Regions from separate parts of the Mus musculus genome. Here all the other regions are linked to region 1. The links are chromatin loops, found by intact Hi-C in ENCODE. Cell type or tissue: heart. All regions are shown on one strand.

Region 1 (8,000 bases):
TAAAGGAAATGAAATATTAAAATAGATTGAAATAAGTAAAGAGAGGCAAAAAGAAATGATAGGAAATCGAGAGTGGTGGACAGAAGGTACCCTGGAGGAAATAATCACATGTCTCTTGGGGTTGAACAGGCAGAAAAACGAGCATGCTGGGAATCAGGAGTGTGGGTACCACACACTCACTGATGAGTCTGATTTTCTGTGTGTTCTCAGGCAAGTCCCTTCACTTCCCTGTATCACAATGACTCCTTCTGTGAAGTGAAGGACTTGACTAGGAAACTCTCAGACACCTTCCAGCTCCAAAAGAATGCAAGCCATTCATGTGCTGGTTCCACATGGCAGCCAGTCTCTGTTTTCCAACTTGAGATAAGGGGTGTGGACCAGTGTGTCATCTTGTGATCCCTTGCCAGGTCTGATTCCATTGTCATTAACCACAGACTCCCTGCTAACTCTGGGCAAAACTCACTGCTTTTGATTTATTAACAGCTATGTGTAGAAGGCTGTACATTTCCAATCTGCTGCTCGCCTCTCTGGTTTGCTTTCTTTTAAAGGTGTCTCTGGGTTCAGATGGGTGGTTGAACATGGGTGAAGAGACGACTATTGTAATTTGAAAAGTAATTCTCTCCATGTCAAAGGCTGTGATTTCTAGGTTTTGGGACTTGTTTTTGCAAGCTACCTATGGGAGACCTCTTAAGGCGTGGGGAGAACCAAGAGGAGCCTCTCATCCGTTATTGGAGGCAGAGAAGAGGATTCGATAAAGAGACAGCATGCAAATCGTGTGCTTTGTGGTTATTATCTGAAAGCAGCTCCAGATTTTGAAGCTTGCCCACAGGCAGGCTTCAAAGGTGACATCCAAGTCTGTTTCTGTGCTAAATGGACAGACATTTGTATGAGTGACCAGTTGCTACTGGGTGGAATTCAAATAAAACACACGTAGGTAGCTAACCATCCACTATCTACAGGTTCAGGTTCAGATCCCATAATTTCTGGGTAGGCATTCACCTATGAGTTATTACAATCTCGGGGCTCGACCACTTTCTCCCTCCATGTCTTGATTCTGCAAATGCAAGGAGTTTTGATTTAAACGTCTTTTCAACCATTGGAGCAAAGCCAATGGTCTAACCCCTTAGATAAATTTCTTAGAACCCTGGCACCAAAGGCTTTGTCTAGCAGGTCTGTGATAGCTCTCTTACCTAAGCTGTCATGAACAGTTGCCTTCACAGAGAAATCTCCTTGGAGGATGGATCAATAGAGGAATCACTCTCCTATATGACAAGTCACTGTCCTGTAGTAAGACATGCTCACCTATGTGGCTCATAGTTAGACCGGATGAAATCCTGCTCACAGCCTCTATTGCCTATCTTCTCCCAAACCCCCAGGCAACCTTGATCCCTGGCAAGCTGCTTCTGTGGGTTCTGTAATGCATTTCTGGCCTACAAGGGTACTTGCTCACAGGTGGCACACACAGAGAAACACGCATATACCCACAAATAAAAGCAAATCTAAAAAGAAGTTTTTAAAAGCAACTCTACGTGGGACAGTCTAGTAATTACTTTTCTTGTTGCTGTGCCAAAACACCTAACGAAAGCAGCTTAAGAAAGGAAGGGTTTGTTTTGGCTTCTGATATGAAGGACCAGTCCCTCCTGGCAGGGCGTTCCTGTTTGCATGGGTGTAAGGTACTGTTTACATTGTGTGTGTGTGTGTGTGTGTGTGTGTGTGTGTGTGTGTGTGCAATCAAGAAGCCCAGGTTAATGCATGCTGGTGTCCACTCACTATTGGCAGGCCCCTATTGTTTTTAGTCTGGGACCTCAGCCCACAGAATGGTGCTTCCTACAGCCAAGGCATATCTTTGCCCCACCCGCACCCCCACCCCCACCCCCAGTTAAACCTCCTGGAACCACCCTCATAGACACACCCCTGGGGCTGTTTCCGAAGTGATCCTAAACTCTCAAGTGAACAATGAAGAGTCACTGTCACAGACCCCATAAAAGCTTGGATAGGATGTATCAAACACCCTAATGAGTCCCCACTGTAGACATAATCACCAAAGGCCTGGGGATCCTTATCTCTCACAAATGACTATGATCAAAAAGGCCATCGCTTCTGGTATGAGGGAAGCGTTTCTGTGATGGGTCGCACCGAAGTTCTTGGTTTCTGGGCCCATGGTGATGACCTCACTTCTCCCTTTCATCTTGTCATTTGGTGACATCTCAATACACGAGTGGAAAGACAGGCTCGGGTTAGCTGGCTCATCAAGGGTACAGCCCAGCAGTTGAATTGAAGGGTCAAGGTTTCTCAGTCTATAACTGAATCTGCAAGGAGAAACACTGGCATATATAATAGGAGGATCATCTATGGGGTATTTTATTGCCCAAAGATAGAATTGATGGCAATGCCATATCTACGTCAAACGCACACAGTAAAACTTTATGGTTTCTCCCCGTGAAATATTCTGTTTATGTCACATGGGCCTAATCTAATGCTTTTTTTTTTTTACGTTTTTCTTCCCCTCCCCCATCCTTTTCCCTGCCCTCTTTGTCTCCTGAGACCTATTCCCTTTGGAAATGCATTAGTTACCTAGGAAACCTTAATGTCATTTTTTTTTTTATGAGTGGAGTTTGGTACAGCATAAAGCTAATTTATAGGGTGGTTAGGAATTCGTGTCGTGACTGGCAAAGCAGGAGAGTTTATTGTGACTCCGAGATCCACCTGTGTGGCAGGCATACACACCTTCACTCTATCATTAGGGATAATTTTTTTGAAGCCTAATTATAAATATGCGTTCTATTTCACAAAATGAGTTGATTCATTGTTGTTCCATGCAATACATTATATTTCTCAGCATAAGCCCAAGAACATAATTAAGGATAACAATAGGGCAGTAATCCACTAGGCAATCTGTTAACCGTGGAGGAAGTGCTGGAATTTCCTCTTGAATGGGAAGTGATTCTGCCTCAGAGGTGGGGAATGAATAGAATGAGATTTTTAAACTCTTTGTCTCTCTCTCTCATGAAGTCCACATTAGGAAGTTAAATAAACTGTATGTATGTCCACTGCCTCATTCTGCTCACTTCTTACTGTCTGGGAAGACAAATACATATGTGAAGACACGTGCATGCACACAGGCACACAGTTATATTAGTAAAATATACATGGAACCCAACTAATAAATGCTTTTCTCTCTTTCTTTCTTTCTTTCTTTCTTTCTTTCTTTCTTTCTTTCTTTTCTTTTCTTTTTCTTTTTTCTTTTTTTTTTTTTTAGTTTTTCGAGACAGAGTTTCTTTGTGTAGCCCTGGCTGTCCTGGAACTCACTTTGTAGACCAGGCTGGCCTCTAACTCAGAAATCCACCTGCCTCTGCCTCCTGAGTGCTGGGATTAAAGGCGTGCGCCACCACGCCCGGCTAATGCTTTTCTTTCTAAAGATCAGAATCCCTCACCAGTAGACTGACCAAGATGTCCTTGTAAGGCCTGGGGCTTGCACTGTGACAGGTGTTATGCTGTAAGTTTCAAATTACTGGATTTACTTAGTCCTCCTAATGTACCTGGGAGACTCCTACTACTTTACCAACTCTCGATGGATTTTGATCAGCTAGGAAACCTGTCCGAAAACAATGTTGAGAAGGTTGAGAGCAATGTGAAACATTTGTCACTCTACAAAACCAACCCTTCCAAAAAAGATGTTAGACTGTGACTAACTTATTTATTTTTATGTGCATTGGTGTTTTGCCTGCATGTATGTCTGTATGAAGGCATCAGATCATCTAGAACTAGAGTTACAGACAGTTGTGAGCTGCCATGCGGGTGCTGGGAATTAAACCCACATCCTCTGAAACAGCAGCCGGTGCTCTTAACCAATGAGCCATCTCTCCAGCAGAATACCGCTTCTAATATCTCTACTAGATCTAAGCTGGTCCTTGGAGCCAACATGTGCTTTCCTAAGATGGCAGACATTTTAGAGAAAGCTAAGCTTACTGAATAAACATAGACACATCACCCAGCTACCAGGGACAAATAATCTCATGGGGGGGGGGGGGGATAATCCTCCCAAATAATGTCTCATATATGCTCCAGGGCATTTGGGGACCACTGCTAACTGGCAGGCTAGCCCGTGTGCTTAACACATTTGGCATGGGGAGCCAAAATGATACAGTGCATGGAACGCCCCGACCCTAAGTTCCTATTTCTAATACAGACACCTTTTGCCTTCACTTTGTTTTGGAAATGTAGACTTTCTGCCTTCCTCATCTGGAACAGCTGTCTCAGTGACTCGGGGATGGTGAATGAGAGCAAAAGTAAGCACAAGTGTTGTGGCTATTCAGCCTTAGGACCCTCCAGCAACAGAGGCAACTCAGAGATACTTTAGGATCCGCCAAGGCACGCTACTTATACAAAGGCAAGTAAAAGAAACAACACGAGGTCTAGCTAGCTCTGTGAGCCAAGGCTAACTGCATAATGAAGGGTACCTTTGTCACCTACAGGTCAAACGGGACCACTTTTCTCATTTCCTGGGTCAATATTCACCATACACACACTATTGCTGCATGAGAAACCCTTTCCACTCCAGGTAAGCGGATGGCAGTCCACTGAACTGCAATAGAAGTAAATGCAGTTTTCCAAGCTTTTCCACCTTCTCCTTTTTTTCTGTTTAGAGTTTCAACCACACTGTGGCGCTATTACAAAAGATAAGGGTAGGCCCAAGGCAAGCTCTAGGAATTTGCCTTAGGAGAGAGGGTTTTCAAAACCCTGCTTTCAGGAACCAGGGTCTTCAGATACAATAAGGAGAAAAATCAAGTCCATTGACCCAAAGGGACTGCCAACAGATTGGTGGCCAAAGCCAGAGCATCTGTTTAGAGAGTCCACGACTCAGTTAACAGAAGACATTGTTTTCCATGGAGTGTACACATTCTATTGCTTCCTGCCCTATATGCTAGTAACTCTAGCTACATATATGACTCTTAGCGTGAGTCTTTCTACAAAAACTATAACTCTCCAGTTAGAAACTTGGGTTTGTCTAGAAGTTGCTATAATTCTGACAGTCTTTTATCTGCCTATAAACAAGTGTGCCTTTTTGCCTCTTTTTTTCTGCCCTGCATCTTTCTTTGACTTCTGAACTCCTAGAAATTCAAAATGCCTTTAGAGTATCCTGAAGGCAAAGAGGACCTTTAGCCCTTCGCTGGAAAGAATGAGGAAGGAGAAGAAGAAAATCCTTAGTCAGGTCTTACATAAAGAAAAGGATAAGCGGTCTCCACGGGTTGAGGTGGGGGTCGGGGTGGGGGCAGGTGGATCACAGTTCTTCTACAAAAGTGCAGCCTTTGCTCTCAGCTGTTGCCTAAGTCTCTCCCTGTTCCCCTCTCCTTTCCCCATTCTCCGCCCTCCCCCCAAGACACCGCACATATTTGGCAAGATTAAGGTGTCACCTCTCATATTACAAGGCCTGTTGATTGCAGGCAGAGACAGACCCTCCTGCACCCTTGAGTTGGAAACAATGCACTCTTCCTGACGTCGCCCAGGTCTGGCAAAGGGAGGCGGCCAGCTAGTGCACCGCATCTGCAGAACAAATCGAAGTCTCGAACTCTGCTGCCTTTTCTTCTGACTGTTCATATTTAAGCTTGCCCCTCGTAGACCCCTCCTCCCTCCAGACCGCCAGTGACCGGGGAGCAGCCGGCGGCGGTGCAGCCCACACGTGTATTTAACCCGTTCCTTCCTTCCCAGAGAATCAAGCACCTCTTTGGTTGCAGTCTGTAGAGCCCCGGGACCAGGAGCTTGAGAAATGAGCCCCTAGAACTCCACTGGCAGAGAGACTGGCGGGAAGGGAGGGGGAAAGCAGGGGTGGGGGGAGGCAAGTGCGGGAAGTGGGGGAGGGCAGGGGCGGGCCAGAAGACCGCGAGAAAACCAGAACCTCACAGAGCACGCCCAAGCCAAACCTCCAAAGTGCTGTGTGGCAGGGTGAAGGGGAAAACTCTGCAGCCTGATCGGATCCGGAGGAAGAAGAAGATATTTTGGCAGGAGGGAAGTCCTTCAAAGGGATCGTTGGAGGTGACGTCCTTGGTGGGCCTCTGTGGGTGCTGCAGGCCATTTTCGATGTGGCAGCCCCCGTCAGCCAGGATAATGATGAGGCAGGTACAATCTATCTAGTATGCAGCCCCCGACTCTCCATCCTCTCTGGCCTCCTTTCGCCCCGCAGCTTCTCTCAGCCTTAACCGGTGGGTGCAATTCTGGCACTCCTGGGTGTGGACCAAACCTATGCATCTCCAAGGAATTTCCAGGTTTTGAACCTGGAACCTTGCTAAAGTACATTGCGAGTTGCTTATCAGACTTTATTAGGAGGCAAGGAAGAGGTGGACTATCAAATCGCCTCTCCTGCTGTGTGTGAGTCAAATGTCCTGACAGGAGGCAACTTGGAGAGTGGCAGAGGTGGGGGCGGGGGGAGGGGGCACTTGGACTTGAGTTCCACCTTGCAAGAATGGGGGAGGGAATGAAGGAGCAATGGTGTACTACTTTCTGGTTCTCCGGTTCCCCTTACCACTAGGATTCCCCCCTCCCCCTTCATTTCTCTTGGACCGCAGTTGAGCAAAATCTAGATGCTCTGACCACTGTAAAATCTGAGAGAATCAGCTCGGATCAAGTGTGTGTGTGTGTGGGGGGGGAATCTAATGAATAGCTAAAATAATCTACAAATAAGACCCTTGCCTCCACCCTGAGATCTTTTCCTCGAATGAATCTAGCGGTTGTGCAAGAGAGCGTCGCTACTTTCGGGGAGTCAGGAAGGGGTGCCTTGCTTGCCCTTTCTTCTGGGCAAATTGTTTTTGTACAAAGCGGCGAGTGCTGGGCAAATGCTCAGCTCCAGGGTCGGCTCCTACCTTGAAAGAAAGGGGTGGAGAAGTTAGGGAGTGTGTAGAACGTGGGGCTTTGGCTCATACCTCTCCTTTTCTTTCACGCACACTCTGCGCACACGCAAACCACCCCTTCCTCGGTTGCTTAGCACTCCCACCCTCACCGTACCTCAGCAACTTAACCTCCCTAGACAGCTTGAACTAACTGTGCCTTGTGAGCTGCCCCCAGGACTGAGGAGTTCGAGGGCAGGCAAGCAACTGTTCATGCGCAGATTCCTGTTGTTGTGAGGGCCTGGGGGGGCTGGGGGGGGGCTTAATAGGGGGTGGAGAGAGATCCAAAGACAGAAGGGTCTGAGGTTTGGAGACAGAGTTTAAGGTTGAGGTTCAAGCTTTCCTGAGCCAAGGGGCAAGAAAGGCCTTCATCTGCCTAGTTAGAAAGAAAGAAAGAAAGAAAGAAAGAAAGAAAGAAAGAAAGGAAGGAAGCCTTAAAAGAAAAAGTTCAAGAATAAGACAGATCGAAGATATTTACGTGTAAAATATAATGATAAATCAAACGTTTTTTGTTGGCTCCTTCTCCCCATCTCTAAAAGGGAAGGTCAAAAGAGGGGATAATGAAGAGTAGGCTATTTTGAGAGGGCTTATTTGTTGTTTGTTCGTTCGTTTGTTTTCCTTTGAAGTGGACTAGGAGAAATGACTAGGTCTTCCCATTGGTCTCGAGAGCAAACTCCAAAATGCCAGGGAGCGGGCCTGCAAGTCACTGCGGGCGGGGCTAGGGGGCTTGGCGCGGAAGGGGTTAAGGCGCTGAGCGCGGAGCCATCTGGCCGGGTTGGCTGGTTATAACCGCTCAGATTATGTTCACGGGACTCAGAGTTGAAGGCTCCTCTCCTTACCCAGCAGCTCCGCGCACCGCCCCGCGAGATAGCCCGGCGCAACTTTCTTCCCTCTTTCTTTCTTCCCCTCGTTTTTTCCCACCGCTGGGTAGTGGCTGCGGCAGGGGTGGGCGAGACTGAATGACCGAACTCGAGTCCACCTTTCTCTTCATGTCGACGTCCCTGGAAATAGTCACACGGATGCCATGGTTACTTCTGCCACGGTAAGGGGACGTGGCGGGCACGTTGGGTGGGCAGGTCCCGGAGGGGGTGGGGGAATCGCGTGGGGGAGATTTTCTTG
Region 2 (8,000 bases), 150 kb after region 1:
CAGTATACTCATATACATAAAATAAATAAATAATTCTTAAAGAAAAAGTCTTAGGATATATTAGTGCTTAGTTATCAAGGGCTTGCAAATACATAACACCATGCATCAGAAACAGCCCCAAGTCTGTGCATCTCAGTGATGTGCTACACAAAATAGCTATTCTGAAGCTCCGGAGCCTCACGTGGGATTTTACATTTTCACTATTAGGTGTATTTTTCACTACAGTAAAAGATTCATGGCTAAGTTAAAACTAAGAAAATAGTTACCTCTATATCCTCTTTTCTGACTCAAGTGTTCATGCATTTGTAGGGAGGAAGAGGCAAAGAGTTGGGGTTTCTATTGCTGCAACGAAGCATCATAACACAAAAGCAAGTTGGGGGGGGAAAGGGTTTATTTAGTTTGCTTATACTACCACATTGCTGCTCATCACCAGAGGACAGGAACTTAAACAGAGCAGGAACCTAGAGGCAGGAGCTGATGTGGAGGCCATAGAGGAGTACTGCTTGCTGGCTTGCTTCCCATGGCTTGCTGAGTCTGGTTTCCTATAGAACCCAGGAAAACCCAGGGATGGCACCACCCACAATGAGCTGGACCATCCCACCCCATCAATAACTAAGAAAATGCCTTACAGCCAGATCTTATAGCAACATTTTCTCAATGAAGGTTTCCTCCTTTCAGATACCTCAGATTTGTGTGTCAAGTTAACACAAGATTAGCCAGCATACCCTTCTAAGCTTCATAATTATTCATCTATTCACGATACACAAGAAGACCACGTCTCAAATAAATAAAGCAAAAACATAAAATAGATCGATACTGTAGCCACTGAATTCCTCATTCTTTATCCTCCATCTCTTTTGAATGCTTACCCCCAAATATTTAAGTCTGAGTGAGGTAATGTCCCCACAGTGACCCTGTGAGATGTTATTAGAGTGGCATTTGAACATCCTGCTCACCTACACCCCTGCTTCATCTGGACTTCCTGATGGAGGGACTATGGTGCTTTGTATTACAGAACCTGTACCAGGGTTTCAAACATTTGCACAATGACCCCACAATCCTAACTGGTCCAAAGGCCATTCCAGTTTGATCTCAGGATGATTTGTTTCTGAAGACACTTTTTCTTGGCAGAAGGATAGAGTTAAAGTATGCCTCCTGTACTGGCTGGTTTTGTGTGTCAACTTGACACAGGCTGGAGTTATCACAGAGAAAGGAGATTCAGTTGGGGAAGTGCCTCCATGAGATCCAGCTGTGGGGCATTTTCTCAATTAGTGATCAAGGAGGAAAGGCTCCTTATGGGTGGGACCATCCCTGGGCTGGTAGTCGTGGGATCTATAAGAGAGCAGTCTGAGCAATCCAGGGGAAGCAAGCCAGTAAGTAACATCCCTCCACGGCCTCTGCATCAGCTTCTGCTTCCTGACCTGCTTGAGTTCCAGTCCTGACATCCTTTGGTGATCAACAGCAACGTGGAAAGGGTAAGCTGAATAAACCCTTTCCTCCCTAACTTGCTTTTTGGTCATCATGTTTGCGCAGGAATAGAAAACCTGACTAAGACACCTCCTAAGCATGCTCCTGATACTTCTGTCCCTCATTGGCAGCACGTTTCTTTCATCAAATCTCTCTCTCCATCATGTGTGTTATGTCTGTGTTCACAGGAGCACAGAAGACAGCCTGTGGTATCACTCCTTGCCTTCCATCTTCTTTGAGATAGTCTTTTGGTAGGCACCTTGTACACCTGGCTAGCCCATGACCTTCAGGGGATTATTTTGTCTCTGCCTACTGTCTTCCTGCAGGAGCCCTGGGATTACAGAATTGCACTACTGTGTTGGGCCTTGTGTGAGTGGGAAGGGGGGTGACGGGGAGAGTCAGAACTCAGATTCTTACACTTGTGCAGCAACATCTTTGCCCTCTGAGCCATCTCCTCATCCTCAGGATAATTTTGAACAGGTAATGTACACACCATAATTTCATCTACCTGTATAGAAACTATGAAGGTACTGTTAGAGTTTTGTGCATAAATGGTTGGAAAATCCAGAGACTTTAAAGCAGATGCCGGAAGCTCAGCCCTGTGTGTCCTGACTCATGTCCAGGTCCTGAGCCTTTGCAGTGTGGGATGAGTAAACTCCGCTTGATTGGTCAGGACAGCTGATGCCAACCATGTGGAGTACAGTCCGCATTGACTAAAGTACAGTCCGCATTGACTAAAGTAGAACTGGGAGATAAAGATTAGGGTTTGACTTGTTTGATTGAATTAAACCTCATTCAAAATTAGATCTACTCTTGGCTCCCAGTATGGATCCATCAGACAATGGCATTTAGAAAACATAACTGCTACTGTGTGATCTAGAATCCGGGGAGGGGGAGGGGAAAGATCCCTGGGGTTCGCTCTATGACTGACAGGTGCTGCTAGACCTGACGAAGAGACAGATAGTATTCACCTTGGTTCTCACTGCATAACCCTGGGAGTCTGTGCTCTTGTAGAAATTTGATCTGAACTTTAGTTCAGAATATGTCGCCAGGAACATCTATAATCTTAGAGAACTCCAAAGTTTCCCAAGTCTTACCAGTTTCTTTTGATTTCTTTTTGATAGACTCAAACATTAAGGGACTGTTTCCACAATCACTTACAGTTAAAAAAATTATTTATTTCCAGTTACTAAAAATATTAGAATTGCTACTTCTCAGGGCCTATTTGTTTAGTGCAAATCTATTAACTGACTTTGTGGGCAACACGAACAATCCATATGTTGGAGTGATGTTTTTGTGTAGTGTGTAAAGATTATCCATGTATTATTCAAATGCTAATTTCTGAACTAGCAAAGATCTGATTACAGAGTGGATTTTGGTATTATTAAGCACCTTTTGGCCTTAGTATTTTGTAAACATCACCTTCTGATTGGTTAAAATAAAAAACCTATGGCCTATAGCAATATGCAGAATAGTAAGGTGGGACTTCCAAAAAGAGGAACTCTGGGAAAGAGTCAGACATGGGCGATTCAGCCAGCTGGACATGGAGCCAGAAGGAGGCCAGAAAGGAAGGAGAGGTAACTAATCAGCCATGTGGTAGAATTTAGATTAGTATAAAGGGACAATTGAATTATGAGCTAGCAGGAAACAACTCCTAGCTACAAGGCCAAAAGCTTATAAATAAATATAGTCTCCATGTCATTATTCAGGGACTGGATTAGGTTTAGAAAGGTCCGTGATTACACCCAAAATGTCCTGCAGCTCTGGCACAGAACCCCTGTGCTAAAGAACAGGGCTGTTAGAGCTACAGACCAAAATCCAGCACCATGGACAGTCTGACAAACCAGCCAGATCCAGTGGCCTGGGCAGTGCCTAGTGTAGGAGGAAATCCAAACACAAGAGGACTTCTGAGGGTTAGGCACTTTGTAGCCCCTCCTCCACCCTGTAAAACCTTTGAAACAACTATATTCATATAAATGAATAGATAGTCTGCTGGGGGGCCTGGTCACTGCTGTTTTGTCTTCTCTTGGTTGACTACAGTTAAGATCTCGTTAGTGCTGAGTTGAACATGGCCATCCATTTAAATCACAGGTCAGTAAGCTAAGCTGTCTGGGTTGGGATGACCAAACCATCTCTCTCGTGGTCTCAGACTCTAGATCTGAGCTTAAGCATCTCTCTTAGGAGTGTCTGACTCTGAGGCCACAGGGGAAAACATGAGCAGATGCCCCCTGTTCTGACTATACCAAGCGATGCTAGTGCAAAGAACGTAAATTAGTGTCGCCTCTATGGAGATCCTGTGGAGTCTCTCTCAAAAAAAAATAGAATAATAAAACTACCAAACAGTCTGGTTTTGTCATTCGTGTGTACATTTCCAAAGCAATCTAAGTGAGCATACCATAGAGACAGATGCATATCCATTTCTTTTTTGAAACAGGATCACACTATGTAAATCAGGCTGGCTTTGAGTTCACAGAGATCCACTTGCCTCTGCTGGGGCTAAAGGCATGTGTCCCCATGCCTGACTCTGCATATCCATATTTATCACTGCTCTAGTCACAATAAGTAAGAAATGGAGTCATCTTAGATGCCCATCAACAGATGAATGGATAACGGAAATGTGAACTCACACACACACACACACACACACACACACAGAGTGAGAGAGAGAGAGAGACAGACAGACAGACAGACAGACAGACACGGGACACGACACACAGACACAGACACAGACAGACACAGACACAGACACAGACACAGACACAGACACAGACACAGACACAGACACAGACACAGACACAGACAGACACAGAGAGAGTTGCATTCAGCCATAAAGAACACCAAGGCTATGCCATTCGTAGAAAAATGGTTAGAAATGGGGAACATCAGGTCAAAGAAAACAAGTCAGTCTCAATAAAGTAAATACTGCACGTGTACTTCTCACATGCAGATTCTAGAATTTTTATAAAGGACATAAAACTGGAAAAGGAACTACTTGGAAGAGGAGGGGATTGGTGAGAGGGGAAGAAGAGACAAGATAGGGAAACCAGAACAGGATGGTCAAAGTACATCTTTTTATATGTATAAAAATGACATAGTGAAACATTATTTTATCTAATTCATATATGCTATTAAGAAAAAGGAAAGCAGAACATTGCTTTGACGGGATGCCAACAGCTTTTCACAAGACACACTGGATGGTGGCCAGAACAATCCCTGCCAGTCCCACATCTCCCCCTGGCTTCTTAGTCTGTGTTTGCAATATGTGGGGTGTGGTCTTTGATGGAGGCATGGCTGAGACTGTCATGTCTCCAGGGTCCAGTAGGGTCAAACAAGTTGTTCCCCGCTGTCCCTCTGTTCTTTAGCTTTCCTTGAGAAGTCACAAAGAGCTTCCTGTTTTTGACTTTGGGGATTCCTGGAGTGGTGTCACTCAGCCACCTCTTCTGAATACCAGCTTAGAACATATCCAGGGGGAAGGTGAAAACCACTGCTTGGGTTTCCAACCATCATTGGCAATGCAGCATGACCAACATCAAACTCGGCACACATAAATGTTGAATGGCAAAAGGAGCATGCTCTAGTGTGGAGCTAGACAGTAGAGGTTTGATTAAAGAGGACATTTGAGAAGATAGTAATGACCAAAAGAGTGTGTCAGAATGCCTGGGGTCATACAGGCCAAAATGCTGAGTTTGGATATAGCAAGAAGAACACATGGGAAGCCGTGAAGTATGGCAGCACCTTCAGTATGATATGATCGTCCAAGTATTGATCTTTTCACTCTTTTGACTGCACTGAGATTCCAACTTACCAAAGTCAGAATCCCACCCTATCTCGTAAGATCAGGTTCTAGCACCTTCCTCGACATGTCACCAGAACCATGATTGCCAAGCCATGTCCACACTCAGCCTCCTCCCCACCTCCACCTGTGTCTATCACCACTAACTCTGCAGCATATCATGTGAAAAAAATCTTTCTTTTTTTTTTTTCTTAATTCCTTGGTGACTCTAGCCCAGGCCTATCCCAGTTCATGTCTCAGTGGCTCAGCAGCCTGACTGACTACCTCTCTGTGCTCTCCAAACCCTAGCTCATCTTCCTCTCTGAAATCACATGAGTTACCTCAACATACACTTTGTGTGTGTCATTCTCTGATGACTAAAAGGCCATGCCTTCCTATCATATCATATTAGAGGTGCTGTGAGATTTCACAGCTTTCTGGTGTGTTCTTTATGCTATTCAAATTCTGTGCTTGGCCTATGCGATCCCAGGAGTTCTGACATATTTTATATTATGTTTCTAGTTCCAGCACTAGTTTCTCAAAAGTCCTCCTTCACTGAAACTCCATTGTCTAGCTCCATGCTAGAGTACTTCCCCTTTCTGACATTCATCTCCCCACAGCTCATGTAGGAAGCTCATCTTTTCCACTCTAGTTCCTTGTCCTCTGATTATTCACCATGCACATGGGCCTACATGTGAGTCCATATGATATCTGACTCCTCTGCTCTTTCTTCTCCTTGACAACATGGTCAAAGTTAGATAGCACATGATCTGCTCTATAGTATGTAATAAAAGGCTCTCAATAATATTGAGTGACTCAATCAAGTGAGTTCATAGCAACTCTGGAGGGATAGGAGATGGAGAAAAAGGAAGAAGAAGCCCCCTCCAGGTCTTCTAAATAACTCTTTGGACCTACTGCTCCTGGCCCTCCTCCCCCACATCATTTACCTGCAAAACTGAACCTCCTGGTCGAACTGTGAGTTTTCAGGCTGTGTTCCCTCCTTCAGCTGACTGACGTTGAAAAAGGAGAGTGTATGGTTCACAAAGCCATGTAGTGTCCCGTTGTGGCTATAGGAGTACTGGTACACAAGGCGGGGGATAAAGTCGGAGGTGACAGCAATGACAAAAGCCTGGGGACAGAATGACAAGCACTAAGAACAAGTCTCAAAGAGTGGTGCCTGGAAGGCACAGGGGACATGTGATTGAGGGTGCTGTCCACTCTTGGGCAGAGCATCAAGAGGAGCCACAAGCATTGACATGGGAACATCTACAGCATGCTCAAGAGCCTGTCCCTAAGTTCACACAGCTCACAGTTTTGGACAGAGGAAATGACAATATTGAGAGTTGGAAGCTTCGGGCCACCTCTAAGATACTTGGATTGACCCTGTTGTTGGCTGAGCAAAACAGAGTTGAAGGTATGCTGAGAAAATCCCTTGGTTCGACGAAAGTGGTGCTGGTGGACAAGAGAGTTGGAGGCCCTCTGCATATGTCCTAGGGGAGGACTAAAGAGCTAGGAAAATAGTTAAACAGTTTCCTCAGTCAGATCATCCTCTCCAGACACTTTGCAGTGCCTCGTGCAATGGAAGCATTTCTTTATTCAGCTTATGAAAGGGGAGAGACAGAAGGGAAGAGGCACTGGACCTGCTAGATGGGCCATACTCCTCCCACACAGCATATGGGATGTCTAAGTGCTCTACAAATGACCAAGAGTAAGCTGAACGCAGGTGAGTGATTGCATGTTTGGATTTGGAGTGACTTTCTGCAAAGAGAACCTTAAATCTTTTTGGCAGCTGTTTATACTATAGTCTGCGCAATAATTAAGGCCCCTTAAAATCTGGTTTAGGTATTTTTTTTCCTGAATGTATAGACATAAGTGGGCCATATCCATATTTGAAAATTAATAACATACGGATAATTATCATAACTGTGATTTGCTGAGCACTTCTTTGTCCTTCCATTATCCTGCATCATTTCTAGAATCTTCCTAAATGGTAGACACAGTTCCTATGTCCTGTTGGTTTGATAAGTAATCAAAACTCTTAGTGGTCAGAGAAGCAAACTGCCCTGTCACTCTGTAACACAGATAGAATGTAGCTGGCACTGAGGGTCTCTTTTCTAGTCGACATGACTCAAAGTAACAACTTATCCCCTTTTAAATTGAGCTTTATCTCTAAGCGTCCAAAGGGGTGATTCCTACAGCTAAACATTCAACCTGCAGCAGACTGATTCCACAACTCCCCAGAACCTCTTGATCATTTGTAGGCAGCTGTCAAGGACCTAGGTTAGAAACCAATATTCTGCTTTCGAGGGAGCATAAACTATGGATTTCTAAGCATACACCTAGCTGGCTGGTGCCTTCTTGGAAGGAAGAGCTGGAGGGAGGCCCTAGCTGGCCACTGTTCATCCAGAGAACAGTAATTTCTCTGCCATGTATATGAGTCTGAAAAACACCCCTCTTCTTCCTCTTCTTAGCTTAACCTACAGAACATGCCAGTCCCGGAGAGTGATCAAGGCTTTGCGCTGAGAATGTTGAGGAATTAGGAACCGCAACCTAGGCAACAGTCCAGGTACACAAGGGTAGAAACCAAATGGAAAGAGATGGGCAGATAGGGCATATTGTTTCTTCATTCTTTTTGGCACCAAAAAGATCTGATTTTGACTCTTAAAGCTGAGGCATATAGTCGTGTGGATAAGCACCTTTTTCTTAATAAAATTCAAAGCTAAACTGCACTGCCAGGCAGCAACATGAGTTATATACAAGG
Region 3 (8,000 bases), 160 kb after region 1:
GTGTGTGTGTGTGTGTGTGTGTGTGTGTGTGTGTGTGTGTGACTAGGAGGAGCCAGAGAGCATTCTGACCTACAGGAACAGTGAGCAAAGGTACTCCTGCAGTTTTGCTCTGCCTGGAGCCTTGCCACACCCTCCCAGCTACCTTCCTTGTTACCAGACTTCCCTGGCTTGCAGCACACACACCCTGTCATCTGACCCTGTCATCTGACCCTCCCAACTCAGAAAAATTTCCGTGTAATCCCCTCTATTTACTGAATAGAATCCAGATTCCTTGTTTTGGCACACCGGCACTTCAGTCTATTCTAAGCTGCCTCTCTAACCCCATCTCCAAAATGTCCCCTGTTCCTGCAGCAGTCAGTGCTTAGCCCTGCTGGGACTACCTACTCAAGTGTCTTTCTTTATTGTAAAGCCAAAGGCTCTATATACTCTGGGGTGGGGGTGGAGGTGGGGTGGGGGCTCTTTGCAAATTTGCTTCCAGGAAAGTCATTCTACTTGAATTCCCCACACATTAACAGCAGGTACCAACCATTCTGTCCCTCAGTTACAGCAAGTACAATTAAGCTTCATAAAATAATCCTCGCCAGACTGGCATCTCCGACTGCACATGGAAGTGCTGAGAACACAGATAATGTCTGATACCTAATAATTGTTCAATAAATGTAACTTGAACACGTGGGAGCTGGGGATATAAGGGTCCGTGGGTAAGGTGCTTGCTATCCCAGTTCCTCTCCGCAGACTCTGCATAAAAAGTCAGGATGGTAGGACACACATCTGTAATCCCAGTGCTGGTCAAGGGAAACAGCTGGCTCTGCTGGCTGCCTACTCCAGCCTGAATGTCAAGCTCCAGGTTCAGGGACAAACCCTATCCAAAAAGCCCTCCGAGGTGAAAAGCCGTAGAGGAAGATTCATAAAGCCAACCTCCGGCTTCAGCACACACATATATGCATATACCAAGGCCAAAGAGTAAGTTATTTATGTAAGTAATAAGTTAGCTATGTGTTTTATATATACTGTTATTCTTAGTGAAAGACATATTAGCATACAGAAATGATTAAAATGTATACTGTATAAGCTACATGCTAAACAGACACAAACTTAAGGTTTAGAGACTCAGTGACTCTGAAAAAGCCCAGATCCTGCGCTCAGATGTGTCCCTAACCTGACTCAGTCCTTTTCTACACTTCTGTTTAAGTGGACAGCTCAGAGGCACTGCTTTAAATCTCCTAAGGTGAGATGCTGTGGTGCTGAGGCTCGTGTGCCCTTAGACACGCATCATGGTCTCAGGGTAGTTACAGAAAGAATGAGAAGACAGGACCCAAACACAGGAGTATGTGTGTGTCCGTACACAAAGAACATAAGCCAACGTCACTAAAAGTTTCCAAAGAAAATGCGCATGTAACTTTTCCTAGCCAAAATGCTTCTGATTTGGCAGGCTTTTTACCTCACAGGTGTGGCCACTGCTCTTGCTTCTACAACCCTGACCTCTGCCTTGTCCTTGATGTCCAGTGGTTTCTCAATTATTAGGTATCAGACATTATATGTGTTCTCAGCACTTCCATGTGCAGTCCGAGATGCTAGTCTGGCGAGGATTATTTTATGAAGCTTAATTGTACTTACTGTAACTGAGGGACAGTTCTAGGAGACCACCAGGTGTCATTAATGGCAAGATGTCTCAGCTGCAAGGTTGGACTCATCCCCCCATAAAGCCAACCATCATTGCCTGGTCTACCACTGTCTCCACGCCCACTCAGAGGCAGCCATTTGGTCTCCCCTTCCCCCAATAAATCTCTTGCATGAGGTCTGTCCCATGGTGTGATCTTGTGGCATCCCTTGGCCCCTGATAGACAGGATACTTTTGGCTTCAAAATCCTTTCTTTAGAAGTTAGTGCTCTTGGTTTAGTGAGTTCAGAGCAAATGTGATCATAAGGAACGATATCCAGGACTGTGTGAACACCTCAGGGCCTCAGAGGGCACCGTGGGGTGGAAAGGGGCAGTTTGCTTTTTTTGACAGGTTGCTATCACATACAGCATGACCTCACCACATACCTGCCAATGGCCCTGGGAAATCCAGCATTCTTGCAGTATCACAGAGAAAGTGGGACTGTCCTCTTATGCTTGTGTCTTTAGTGAACGGCTGTCCTCGAGGGACAGATCTCACCTTCACAGATTGTCCAGACACAAAATCGTGCCTTAACATCACTGTTTTCTAGTGCCACTCCATAGTTCCCACTATGACTCAAATCTCATAATAAAAGCTTCAGGCTCCCTCCCCTACATGTAAATCAGTGCGGTCAGCATGGGACAACCTCAGAAGAAGTGCCACAGGATGCCCTTGCCCCTTCTCTGCAGGTACTCTGAGGTATCCAGAGACATAGAAATCCCCTCTCTACACACATCCTGATGTTACAGGTGTTTCCAGCATGGACTGCACATCCTTGAGCATTTCCAAGAGGTAATCCAAAGAGCCAGAAATAAACAGCAAGGCTTGCATTAATCTAAGGGTATATATATATATATATATATATATATATATATATATACACACACACACATATATATACACATATACCTCTAGCATGCAAATGCCAAATCCAAGATTTGTTCTTTTCAAGGAAAAGTCTGGAGGGCTGAGTCAGATGGGAGCCCTGCTGGGTTCACTTCAGAGGACACAGGGATGCCGGCCTTCACCAACACTATTTGTTTCTAAAAACAGCCAGCCTCCCTTAGGACAAGAGAAACACAGGAAATCCTCAGTGTGGCTGCATAATGGAAGCCAGCTTGGCTGGGCCAGTGACAGATTAACCCTGGCCAAGCCAATTAAGGAAAAATCCATAAGTTGATTTTCAACTAAATCTTTACAAAGTAAAGTGCTCCAGAAATGTGGGTGGGAAGCACGGAGCCTGGAAACAAGTCTGGGCACAGACTCCAGGGGTTTCCTCTACTCAAGCTCAGCAGCCAAGAGTCTTACTAATAGCCAGCCTTACACTGTCTAACGCTGGAGACAATTAAAATTGTGAGTGATTACCTGGGCTTGGGCTAAAATAACAAGGAGGAGCGGAATATGCTAAAAGAGACAGCAGCCAGCAAGGACATTCTGGGACAATCTACTTAGAGAATAAAACAATAAATGGTGTAGCAGGGAAAACAGAACACACTTGCCAGGGCGGATAGAAAAGCTAACAGTGGAACAAAATCCTGATATTTCATTCATTTATTTAAAAAGTCATCAGGGAAAATATCTACCCTTCCATTTTATGGACACACACACAGTAAAGTCCAGACCCTTGACTTGGCATTCAAAGTCCACTGTGATCTGACCCAGACTTACTCATTTCTTTCCGTCTAGCCCAGTATTTTGTCCTTAGGGCTAGTGTTTAGTAGGAATTCTTGAGGTCAACCCTTCCTGCTTTCCGACCATTTCAAACCATCTGTGATTTCAGAGTCTCTCTGTACACCAATACTCTATGGTCTGCTGAGTGGATTGTTATTCATTGTTCAGGCTCAACTCTGACCCCATCCCACTCACCTCCATCCCATGAGTCTCTCTTTCCTCACTTCCCAACTTCCCCATCTAGACTGAAGTGCAGAGGGCAGCACTCTTCTCCTCTGCCCTCCCACAATGCCTTGCTTTACGTTTATTTGACCTGCTCCCTGGGGGAAGGGGGGGGGGAGATCCTGAGAGTGAGCAGGGACCATATTTGAAGTTTTACTGCATCTACATTACCCTCTTGTCACTTGAACAACTGTGACCAGCTGCTCTCTGATTGGATTTGGGGTTGGCTTCCCAAATGGGAACCCGTGCCTGGTACAGTAAACCTGGCCAAACACCCATGGGGAAGCCATAGGCCTCAGCAGACAACTTATTCCTGATGGTTTGCTAAATGATGGTAGACTGCCTTCTAAGTATCTGAGCTTGTGCCCATAGACAAATGTTACTCCAGCCCCTAATCAGGGGAGCCTCCCTTTGTAGTGAACAGCACTCAATACAGAGACATACGGTTGTCTGAGATGCTGAGAATTAAGTGAGATGTGGAGCTTCAGCACTAGACAAGATGCTCCTACCATGCTTCTGTAGCTCAGGGAATGTTTCAGGAGAGAAGATAGAAAGAGTAAGAGCCAGAAGATAAGGAGAAGGGCTGTGCAATCTCACATGCCCTGGCCATTGAAACATGAAGTCATAGCAGCTATGGGCACTGGGCCTGAACAGAACTGGCCCTGCCAACAGTCAGTCATGTATGTGGGAGGGGCTTGTGGGACCTTCCTGCTGAATGACTGGTTGCTGATGGATTCTGAGAAAAGGGGAAATATTGCCTTCAGTTATGGACCCACCGAGGCCCCAGTATGTTCTGTCTGTGGCCACACAGGCAGCCCTGGTTAAACTCAGTGGGTCACAAGACAGAAGGACACACATGAGGGGAAATGTGTGTGTAAAGGGGAGGGAAATGAAAGAAGACAGGGATGACAACATCAGAATACATCATATAAATACATGCAATTATCCATGAACCAATTTAATTAACAAAAATAATTTTAAAAAAACCATTAACATTGGTAGTAAAAACAAGGATATAAAAGAAAACAGGCAAATGACCTGTCCTGTCTGGTAAGTTTGCAAGAAATGTCTGATAAGTACGAGTTAGATCCTCTGAGAGAAAAATGGAGGTGAGAACTGAGGAAGACCAAGGAAGGACTCTCAGAAATAACAGAAGCAGCTGGGAACTGCGTTGTCTGGTGAGGTTGTGTTTGGGACTCTGTGCTACCATTGTCCCACTGAGGTTCACAATGCTCTTCCAGGGAGCTTGACTGGAAATGCAGTGGTTCAGTTAGACTATAATAAACTCAGGACATCAAACGCGTTTTATCTCATGCTTTCAAATGTCACAGGAGAACTGGAAAACTCGATCTTAAGCATTGCCACGAAGACTTTGACTTCGTTGCTCCTTGCTACATTTGTCTAGTTAGTCTTTGCATTAATCTCTACTGCTAGATTTTTTTTCCTCTACATTTTTATCTTAAGAAAAACGAGAAGGAAACCTGGTCCTTCAGGGTCATCCTTTTTGTGAACCAGTGGTGAGCAAGACGGGGAAGGGAGGGTATGTGGTCCGTTTGTTCTGCTGAATGGTCTTGGAAAAGCACGTGGTGCTAATTCAGTGCTGTCATTTCTCAAGCCCTCATTTTAAAGATATGCTCCACCATCCTTTTCTTCTAAGAGTGTCTGGTGACAAACACAAGGACTTGGGAGTGTTGGTGGCTGAGAATAGACAGAGCAATGGGAAGGGAGGGGTGCAGGCCATGTCTTCAGCCCTGGGTTCTGATGCTGGGGAAAGCAGCAGCATGTGTGACAGACATGTGACCTGTCAATCTTCACCGTTCACTACCCACTCCCTCACTTCATCTGCCAGTCATTCAACAAGCATTTATCTATGGAACGAAGTCCACCCATAGACTTCGTGCTCACCAAGAGAAAGCAAAGACCATCTGTGCTGCGGTTTGAATGTGCTCTACTGCTCACTGAATTTGTGTGTTAGAACCGGATCGCTGAGAGGCGACGGGTTAATGTCATTATAGGACAAGGTTAATTGTCAGGAAAGTGAATTCATTATAAAGGCAAGTTTGTCACCTCTTGTTCTATATTCTCTTGTGCTCTGTTGCCCTTCTGCCTTCCCCGGTGGGATGACACAGCAAGGAGTGTCTCATCAGTTGCTTGAACTTTTGAGAGTCCAGAGCCATGAGCCAAATCCATTTTTATTGTGTTTAAGTTACCCAGCCTGTGGCATTCTGTTACAGCAACACGAACCTGACTAAGATAAACAGCTTGCTACTATCCTGCTAAGAGCTCAAGAAAGCACTCAGGAAAACGAGCACACAAACATCTTAGTCAGTGTCACAGAGTCTGACAGCAGCTGCAATCACTGCATGCTGTGGAGCCAGCACCAGGCAGGAATAACTTGTTCCCCTCAGTAGGTCCCTGGAAAGCACACAATTAGTCACTGGTGGGTTTGCCTCCAAGACCAAGAAAAAGAAATGCAGAAGGCCTGTTTGATGCCGAAAGTTAAGATCTTTCCTGCTCAGATGACTGACATCCACAAGCTCCCTAGGAAATAAACACAGCAAGGAAAACTCAATTCCATTCTGTCTGCAGTTTACACAATTGCCTGGGCCCGCTCCGGAAGCAGAGACAGAAGAGACAGGCTGGTAGCACCTATTTAAACATGAAGAATTTGATGCATGCCGGGCAGTGGTGGCACACACCTTTAATCCCAGCACTTGGGAGTCAGAGGCAGGCGGATTTCTGAGTTCAAGGCCAGCCTGGTCTACAAAGTGAGTTCCAGGACAGCCAGGGCTATACAGAGAAACCCTGTCTCAAAACCAAAAAGAAGAATTTGATGCACGAAATGCCAGTGCAACACCTGGACCAACCACTAAGGAGAGGATTCTCCTGAATACATGCATGGATACATGGAGTGATCTGCTTGCTCTTGTTTACCTTCCACATGCACACACCACACACACACAACACATACCACACACATACCATACACACACACAGAGAAACATATACACACACCACACACACACCACACATCATACAACACAGATACCATACACACACAACATACATACACCACACACACAACACATATCACACACATACACACACAGAAACACATACACACCACACAGAAACACATACCATGCACACACACACACACACACACACACACACACACATCATATATCACACATACACCACACCACACACCACACCACATCATACCACCCCCCATACCCACACCACACACACACATACTACACATACCACACCCAGCCCCCACCCACAACATACACATACCACACACACACATGAGCAGGGAGTGTGGAGGGCAACCATGAGCTCACCCTTCCTTCCATCACCCATATAGATCACATTATTATGGCAAAGCAACTGACAGACAAAGGCCAGGAAGCCAGGTGAGCCCAGAAAGACACTTCTAAGAGACATTATTGCTACAGGGACCCTTGCATATTTTATTCTCTTTTCTTCCAAAGGCTGTGAAAAAGTCAATAAAATGAAAATAAAATTAGGACTTGAAAAATACAAAAAGTGTGTGGAAACTTTATTGAAAAGGAAATAAAAAGTCAGAAAACAGGGAAAAAACAAATATGCACATTACAGGGACCCATAATATGGCTCCAACACAATGCCAAGCTTTCCCTCTGAGCGCCCTGACTGTACCAGGAGAAATGGAAAAGAGGCCCTTCCACCTGCTGAAACCTCAGCATCCTTCCTCTGTTCACTCCAGCCAGCCTTTGTCCTGGCACTGGCCAGGCACCTTGGGCATGCCAGGGGCAGTAGCAGAGATGATGGAGTAACGTGGCATCCAGACGTGGCGCTGCTGTTTCTAAGTATGCACGGGACGATAGAATCCCAGTCTGGACAGCATCAAGCAGCTTCTGCCTCAGAAGTAAAGGAGACAATGGCCCGGGACTCACCCTGTTTCCCAGAAACCCTGGAGCAGGGCTGTCTGTGGTGCACGAACTGTGGTTAAGTGCAGTTTAGAGATAGGGCAGGTACCCAATTATCCAGTGGGCTGGCTCAGTTCTGTAAACAGGATGGCTCAGGGAAAGGAATTTCCCAGTGCTTTGAGAGCCTTGGAGCACACACTCAAGAGTTTCAGTCTACTAGCCTTTTATTTCATTTGGGGACAGGATCTGAGACCCACCCTGAATGGGGTTTGCACTTTGCAACAGATGCACATCTGTGTCCCTGCTTCTAGCACCAAATTTGTGCAGTTGTTGCAATTGTGTCTCTCATGGTGTCAGGTATATGGCAAAGGCTATTCATATCACAACTAACCCAGAATCAGAGAGTGAGGATGGGACCAGAAGCCAGATTGTAACCTTCAGCAACACCCCTGGCACCTTCCTTCTAAGGGCTAAGCCCTTGCTTCAAAAGGGAGCACATCTCCGCACAGATAGCAGCACAAGATGATGACCAC

The links. Hi-C counts contacts between places; a loop is a spot of excess contacts. Peaks named below come from ENCODE experiments on the same cell type or tissue, not always from the same donor. Only the 100,000 strongest peaks of a DNase experiment are listed, where the experiment ranks them.
Region 2: a loop joins it to region 1, with 2.6 times the contacts of the local background. A loop is called at or near these places in 4 of 42 quality-filtered maps.
Region 3: it touches region 1 in a loop (2.3-fold over the local background); 4 of 42 quality-filtered maps call a loop at or near these places.

Annotation. Positions count from the first base shown.
Region 1 is chr6:126,164,653-126,172,652 of GRCm38, reverse strand. Ntf3 (neurotrophin 3) reads left to right here and starts at 7,693. Exons shown (of 2, transcript NM_001164035.1): 1 at 7,693-7,923. The coding sequence starts at 7,906. In heart, a CTCF peak has its summit at 4,647; DNase peaks (open chromatin) are centred at 4,632, 5,642 and 7,712; H3K4me3 peaks cover 2,966 bases; H3K27ac peaks cover 2,660 bases; H3K27me3 peaks cover 1,440 bases.
Region 2 is chr6:126,013,882-126,021,881 of GRCm38, reverse strand. Ano2 (anoctamin 2) reads right to left here. Exons shown (of 25, transcript NM_001364562.1): 23 at 6,187-6,368. Among named protein-coding and RNA genes, the nearest start is that of Gm24947, 130 kb to the right of the region's middle. In heart, a CTCF peak has its summit at 4,711; no DNase peak of the experiment used is centred here.
Region 3 is chr6:126,004,121-126,012,120 of GRCm38, reverse strand. All of the region lies in intron 20 of Ano2 (anoctamin 2), which reads right to left. Among named protein-coding and RNA genes, the nearest start is that of Gm24947, 120 kb to the right of the region's middle. In heart, no CTCF peak of the experiment used is centred here; no DNase peak of the experiment used is centred here; H3K27ac peaks cover 2,464 bases.